Regions from separate parts of the Homo sapiens genome. Here all the other regions are linked to region 1. The links are chromatin loops, found by intact Hi-C in ENCODE. Cell type or tissue: CD4-positive, alpha-beta T cell. All regions are shown on one strand. Region 1 has its middle 10 kb from the start of GRID1. Region 2 holds the start of LOC105378400 (a long non-coding RNA gene). Region 3 overlaps GRID1 (glutamate ionotropic receptor delta type subunit 1).

What was found. A loop is a pair of places that touch in the nucleus more often than their neighbours do. Peaks named below come from ENCODE experiments on the same cell type or tissue, not always from the same donor. Only the 100,000 strongest peaks of a DNase experiment are listed, where the experiment ranks them.
Region 2: it touches region 1 in a loop (10-fold over the local background); 7 of 110 quality-filtered maps call a loop at or near these places.
Region 3: a loop joins it to region 1, with 7 times the contacts of the local background. A loop is called at or near these places in 48 of 110 quality-filtered maps.

What each region holds. Positions count from the first base shown.
Region 1 is chr10:86,375,917-86,378,416 of GRCh38, reverse strand. No RefSeq gene overlaps it. Among named protein-coding and RNA genes, the nearest start is that of GRID1, 10 kb to the right of the region's middle. RefSeq lists silencers at 902-961, 972-1,021, 871-1,165, 1,125-1,323 and an enhancer at 801-1,343. In CD4-positive, alpha-beta T cell, CTCF peaks have their summits at 839 and 1,040 (motif pointing right); a DNase peak (open chromatin) is centred at 1,036; H3K4me3 peaks cover 341 bases; H3K27me3 peaks cover 1,060 bases.
Region 2 is chr10:84,846,440-84,848,939 of GRCh38, reverse strand. It overlaps LOC105378400 (a long non-coding RNA gene), which reads right to left and starts at 1,705. Exons shown (of 4, transcript XR_946150.2): 1 at 1,409-1,705; 2 at 1-409. In CD4-positive, alpha-beta T cell, no CTCF peak of the experiment used is centred here; no DNase peak of the experiment used is centred here.
Region 3 is chr10:85,994,422-85,996,921 of GRCh38, reverse strand. All of the region lies in intron 4 of GRID1 (glutamate ionotropic receptor delta type subunit 1), which reads left to right. Among named protein-coding and RNA genes, the nearest start is that of MIR346, 270 kb to the left of the region's middle. In CD4-positive, alpha-beta T cell, no CTCF peak of the experiment used is centred here; a DNase peak (open chromatin) is centred at 941; H3K27me3 peaks cover 970 bases.

The DNA of each region.
Region 1 (2,500 bases):
CCCTAATGGCTAGTGATGTTGAGCATCTTTTCATGTGCTTATTGGTCATTTATATCTCATTTTTGGAGATACGTCTATTCATGTCCTTTGCCTGATTTTTTAATCAGGTTGGTTTTGTTGTTGAGTTGTAGTAAAGAGCTTTAAGTAGGACTGTCACAATTTGACTTACTGTTTTGACAGAGCTGAGCCTGAAACTTTGGCAGGAATCAGGGTGAGGGGGAAGCGGCAAGAACTGGGGGCTGCCAGGACAGATGCTGCACACAGTGAGCTCTTCACAAAAGCTGAGCTCACCCAGGCCCTCTTCCTGCTTCGGATCTTGGATGGCCTGAGGAGGAGGACACTGGGGTCACCTCTTTGGATCCTGGCCTTTTAAGGCTCTCAGGGAAGGCTCAGGCAGTCTCCAACAGACCCCTGGGAAATCCAGGGTCCCAGTCCCTCCGTGTGTGGTCCAGACGGAGAATGGTTAATGATCCACGCTATAGGACGCCTGCCTGTTATTTGCAGCAGGGGCTGACCATGGGGGTTGGGCTCTAGAAATCCGCAGGAATTTACACAGGGGTGCTGGGCTGTGTAAAGTGGATCCCCCACTGGCTTTTCTGACTGGCAGATAGTTCAAAGACGTGGGCTGGGGAGCCAGAATGCCTGGGTTCAAATCCTATTTTGCCACATACCAGCTGGGCATGTTACATAACTCTCTTGTGCCTCCATTTACTGCTCTGTAAAATGGGAATAATAAGAGCGCCTCCCTTGTGAAGGATTGGGTGAGGATTACATGAGTTAATGTATGCAAAGCATTAAAATAGTGCCTGTCTCGTAGTAAACGCTATGTAAATGTGGGCTATTGCTGTTATTTTCACTGAGACCAGGCCCTGTTGGGCTTCCCACCGCCCATCAGCGTGCAGGCCTTCCGGACCACGTAGAGGTGCGGTTATCCTTGGGACAGGTCCTCCCTCCTGGGGCGGCTCGCGCGGCAGCGCCTGGGGCCCGTTCCCGCGGTTGCCGGCAGGGGGCAGCATTGCACTGCGGCTGCTCCTGGGCGGCGCCGGCGACTGGGCTTGGAAACCGCGCCTCGCGGCGGCCTGCGCCCTCGCTGCGTCCCTCGCGCTGTCACCTGCGGAATCGGCAGACCAGCCCGTGTAGCCGTCAGCCCAGTAGGGCGGGCACGGGGGCCGGAGACCGCTGTCTCTGTTCAGCCCGGGGTCTCTTGGGGCAGGGCGCCCCACCGCCTCTTCCATGAGGTTCTCCAGCCCTCAAACCCCCGGCGCGCGTGGCTATTTCTCGGCCCCTCGTGGGGCCTGGAGGCCCTTGACCATTCTTGGTCCGTGCACAATCCCCCCATCTGTGAAATGTGGGCAATTGCGCGGTGGCTCAGGGCGCGGCCCAGGTCAGGCACAGAGTGAGGGTCGGGAGATGTTTGGACAACCCCCACCTCGGCTTTCATTAGGTTGCGGACGAGCTGGGCCTGAGCGGGGCATGCGGGCGCGCGCGGCCTCTGGGGAGGGAGTGTGGCGGAGAGGATGCGCGGGCCGTGTGGTCCTGATCTGGGCTTGAGCCCACCCCATGCTTGAACCTGCTCTGGGCCTTTGCTTGTGCTCAGCCTGCTTCCTGGATGGCCCCTCCTTCCTCCTTATTCAACTCCCTCGGGCATCTCAGAGTCCGTAACAGCCTTCCAGGTCTCAGGGCCTGGCATTAGCTTCCCTTCCCTGCCAGTCCCCAAAAACGTCCAGTCCTCGCCTGGGCCTACCCAAGGTCTCCCCTCACCCCCAACCACCAGGCTCTGGGTCCACATTAGGACTTGTGTCTGTCCTGCCCACCATGACCCTTAGCAGGGGATCACGGGGATGGCCCGGCCTCCTGTGAAGGAAGGTCAGCTCCATGATTCCAGATGATTCCAGTCTGGAAATCTCGTGGACTCCAGAAGTCTAGCCTTTGGCTACTCTCCCCAACATTTCCTGGAGAGGCTTGATCACTGGCCCATAGGCCAAGGAGACCCTCCCTTCTATGGTCACAGACCTTCAACAGATGATGGTAGATGCAGGCCGCTACCCTCAGGTGACCCCACAAAGAGCCACACACTGGCAAAAGAACAGTCAGTGTTCCCAGTGGGTAGGAAATGCACCCTAAAACAACTTAGAGATGCAATTTTTCATTTATCAAGAATGAAACAAAGAATAACGCTTAGTGTTGCTGAAGGTGCAGAGAAGCAGACACTTTCATGAATTGCCCATGGAAACGTAGACTGGTTTTAAAAACAGCTTTGGAGGGCAATTTTGGAACTATGTATTAGAGACTTAAATGACGCATAACCTTTGACCCAGCAATTCCACTGCTAGGTATTTATTCTACTAAGGAAATAATTGCATAAAAGCTGAAAATGCATGTGTAAGTATTTTTTACCGAAGCACTGTTTATAATGGTAAAAATTGGGGAGAATATTCAATAGCAAATGAATGATTAAATAATGTATGATAGCTCCATGGAATAGAACTGTAATCAGCCA
Region 2 (2,500 bases), 1.5 Mb after region 1:
CCTTTATTCTTCTTGTAGTTCTAATTTTGTGCTACCATATCAAGTAGTAAATCACAAAATTTAACACTCTAAGCTATTACCATGTTGCCAGCTTTGCAACTTTGCAGTCCTACAAATACCAACTGAAAGACCCATTCATGGCAACATATCTCTTCTTTTCACACAAGAATATTTAGGGGAGTATGTTAGTGAATGCACTTCCTGGGCAACTCTTGCTGTTGGTTTGAGAAAGAGGTGTTCAAACTCTTGCCAATGCTGTGTAGAAGCAGAGCGAATGTTCTAGTCCTTGTGTGTCCTTGTGGTTAGGCTGGGAGACTGTAGCACAATTCTTGCTGACAAGGGTCTCCCTTGTCCATCCAGAAAGGAGGTATTTGCTATGGTCCTCAAGGCAAAATGGGAGGCTTTGCACCTGGAAAATCAAAAAGAAAACTTGTGATCAATTAGTTCAGCTTTCTTATATTATAGGTGGTAAAACTGAAAGCCAGGCTGTACAAATGACTTTCCCAAGATCAGACAGTTAATTAGTGGCTGGGCCCCATGTTAAGTCTTACATTCTGACCATTGTTCAACACTTCCCACTTTAATACATATGATGTGTATAATCATTCTGCCAACCACCATTTGCAGTGTGTGATAATAGAGGAAAGAGCTGTGTGGGGACAGATATCTGATGAGGGCTTGATGTTTCTTCTTTTTACTGTGCTAATTACCACAATTACTGTAACTATACCAAGAAGGGGTTTCTTAGAATAATCTTTATCCAGGGCCACAAAATATACATACTTTGGGAATCTGTATGATTACTGCCCACCGCCCCCCACCGCCCACCGATTCAATCAGTGAGGCCGAGCAATATCTGTGCTTTTCCATATCAATATTGTTAGTTTCTTTGCCACAAGTAGAGATGTGATAATTAGCAGATCCAAACGATAAAATGCAATTTTCAAATATTGCTAAAAACCAAATGTAGTAAAGTTTGCTACATTCTTATGAGCCAAACTTAACTGGAGAAGTAACAACACTCTGGTTTCTGTTGACCTACTTATGATTTGACATTTAAAAGGAAAGTAAAAAGAGTAGGATGCCCTGGGCTCAGAAGTCAAGGAGACACCAGTCTTTGATTCTCAATGTGGGGAACTGGATTTTCAATTGTCATTTGACTGCCTAATGGGTTGGGCAAAGACAGACTTGATTGGAATGGGCTTTCAGCTCTTTGTATGCGCCTGACATTGTTCATGACCACCAGGGCCTCTGTTCCCAGTCTAGTTTGAAAAAGCGTTCCCATCTCACAGTCAGTCATATCCATGATACAAGATATATATGTTTCTTCTGCAAAATACAACTCAAAAATGGCATATTTAGGTAAAAATAAACAAATACATAAACACATACATATCTACATACATACATTCAATTGAAAGCAAATAGTAATAGCCACTCTTGGAACCAGCTTCTCTTTGGAGTGTGGTTTCTGTGTTGACTATTGATTTGTGTTCTTGGGGAGAGTCAGATCCCAGCAGCCGGCCTCAGATGGCAAGTCAGTCTAATATGATTCCTTATTCTTCAGCACGTGACATTTGAAGACAGTGATATCTAATGAAGATTTCTTTCCTAAGCTGCCCCATTAAAAGAAAAGTGCCTACCAGCCAGTCAGCGTAGGTGCACAATTCCAAAGAAGTCTGAGGGATCTAGTTTGAGAGGCAACAACATGAAGGGGCCAGTAGGACCACCCATCCCCACTGTGATGTAAATAAGGGCAGGAGGACTGAAGCGCCTCTTGAACAGCCTGAATGAACCACCATCAGTGACTCTCCTAATTGTGTTTCTGCTAAACACTGGAGGGCCTCACTTTTCTCCTTTAATGTGAAGAAAGAAGGAAAAAAAAAATCTGCCCTGTCAAAGCCACACAAGGGAATTCTCTTAAAATAAACAGCTAAACTTAACGGCAGGCTTTTCTTTCCATGGAAATATTTTAAATGTATATAATGTTAGATGGCTGCTAAAAAAATGACAAGTGTCTGTTTTCATTAAACTCCCCAAGAGTATGGATCTAATTGACAGCCTTTCTGAGGCCCTGAGGAGCTTCCAGCTTCAGGGTTTCCATGGCAACGTGTCCCCACTGCTAGAGCTCTACTGCTCACAGTCATCATTTACAGGGACCCACATTTTAGACACTCCTTTAAGCTATCCAGGAACTTCACTATCCCAAAGGGTAACAAATTCAATTTTCCAAGCAGGTAAAACTTCCCACTTTGGGGCTAAGCTTCCACTTCCAATTTCTAAGAATTCTTTGTTCAATTTATGATTGAACAAAGATCAATTTGATATATTCATTTATGCATTTCTTTCTTTCAGTCTGGCTCTGTAGCATGCTTCTTGTACCTTTAAGGCTGTAGGTCTTAAACTTCATGGTTATCTTTCATCTTCTTCCAAAGGAGTAACATTGCACCAGAATCTGTCCCCCTGGGAAGTAACGCTTGCCATGACTAGTCATCTAAGT
Region 3 (2,500 bases), 380 kb after region 1:
TTTTTGTCTTTCAACAAATTTGATAAGTTTTAAGCCATTATTTCTCAGTTTTTTCCTTTTCTTTTCTTTCTTTCTTTCTTTTTTTTTTTTTTGAGATGGAGTTTCGCTTTTGTCGCCCATGCTGAAGTGCAATAGCATGATCTCAGCTCACTGCAACCTCTACCTCCTGGGTTCAAGCGATTCTCCTGCCTCAGCCTTCTGAGTAGCTGGGATTACATGCACCCACCATCATGCCTGGCTAATTTTTATATTTTTAGTAGAGGCAGGGTTTCACCATGTTGGCAAGACTGGTTGCTCTGATAACACAAATATTAGATCTTTTGTTTTTGTTTCATAGGTCCCTGATGCTCTGTTCATTTTTAAAAATATATTTCTCTTGTTCTGACTGAATCATTACTATTGATGTGTCTTCAAGTTTATTGATTCTTTCCTCTGTCATCATCGTTCTTCATTGAGCCCATCCAGTGAAATTTTTTTTGTTGTTAAATTTTAGTTATTGTATACTTCAGCATAACATTCCTATTTGGTTTTTTAAAAGTTTCTTGTATTTCTTTGCTGGGACTTTTTATTTTTCCATTTCTTTTAGGAGTGTTCACAATTGCTTGTTGGAACATTTTTATAATAGTTACTTTAAAGCCTTTGCCAGAAAATTACATCCACGTCATCTTTGGGTTGATGTTTGCTGATTATCTTTTCCCATGTGAGTTTAGATTTTGCTTGTTCTTATTCTGAGCAATTTTGGATTTTATCTTGGGAATTTTGAATATTATGACTCTTGGTTTCACTTACATTCTGTGAAAGGTGTTGATATTTTTGTTTTAGCAGGTTAAGTTCAGGCCACAAGCTCCAGCATGTTGCCTGTGGGCTGTTACCAATGTCAGCTCAGGTTTGAAAGCATTTGCCGTGCTCTTCTAATCATTCTGGTGTGTGTGCCACCCAGTGGCCAGTCTGGAACCTAATGGTAATCTGTCTTTTATCTTTTATTCACAGCTTTTATATACTGATTAGAATCCTATCCACGTATGAGCAGCTCAGGAGTGAGCCCAGGACTTCATAAACCGCTTGTTAGAGTTGCTTTCCTGAGATTTTCCTTCTCTGTGACATCCTCACTCTTTTCCTATTCTGAGGGACTCTTTGATGGTTCTCCAATCAGCTGTGGCTTTGGAGTTCTTGCTCTGCTGCACACTTTTGTGGCTGCATCTGCCTCTAGGGCAAGGGGTCAAGAGGGTTAGAGGATAAAAGCTTGGTAAACTTACAGCCAGTTTGGTATTCTTTGAATTCTTGTTTTCTTCTCCTATCTGCCTGCTCATGTTTACTCATCAGACTCCTTGAATAGCTGCCACATGCATTCTGTCCAGGTTTTATGACTATGTTCAGGGGAGAATCATGGTGGGTGCTCTTACTCCATTACACCTAGTCAGTGTTCCTTAATCAGACATGCACACCTAGTCAACTGGGGAACATTTTCCCCTTGCATAGTTTTTATGGAGTCATGTGAGTGGGGGTCCGAAACTCTTCCTCACCCCTAAGGCTGGAGACCCTGAAAACTAAGGCAGAGCCAACAGATTGGGAGCAGAGGCATCCGGCTGCCTGCTAGTTGGGAACTTCCTCTCTTTCCAGGATTCTCTTAGGACACTTGCTCTACCCAGAAATAAAATACAGGATTGCTGATAGGTGGCCGTCCCATCAAAGTTCCACGACTAGTGATAGATTATTGGAAACGACTTTGTTCCTGAATAATGCCTTTAAGTTGAATTGTTATAAGAGAAGCTTCTATTTTCTATGGCTGTAGCATTATTTTCTATAGGTGCAGGGTTCCACTTCTGAAAAATAACTTTTAACATAAAAATCCGCAAGTCTAACATGAAAATAAATGGAAAGAACATAAAACTCAACTATGTGCCTTTAAAAACATTTATAGTAAGCATGTGAAGGCAAACAGTGTCTATGAAGGTTAATTTTACATTTGCAGTTGTTTCAGCCAGGTGGAAATGTTTAAAAATATAAGCCAAATGGCATTTTGACTAAAGATTCTGTCTTGCATTCTCAATAAATTTTATATATTAGGTGCTTTTGATTGCTTCAATAACCTTTAAACTGAATTCAAAAGTAGGGAATTCTGGTCCATAGTAGGCTGTCTCTGTAAAAGCATAGGCCATCTTACCTACTCTTTTCTGACAGCTGGAGATGAGTTTACAGCCATGGTTTCTGGACTACCAGGCGACCAGCTGGGGGACCCCAGCATTCTGTCCACTGCCACAACTGCGTAATCACGTGCTGAGTATCTAACAGCTCACCAATAAGTGGCAGCATGTGTGTATCCATATTCCAACCAGAATGGACCTCTATTTCTTCATTTCAGGGCCTCCCAGCATCCCTTGGGTTTGGCCAGTTTTATGGTTATCACTGAAGTGGGCAGCTAGGGTTCTGTGTGGTCCCCAGCATCTAATTCCAGGTGTGTGATTTAAGGGCAGAGATGTCGGGTGCTAGGATTGAGATT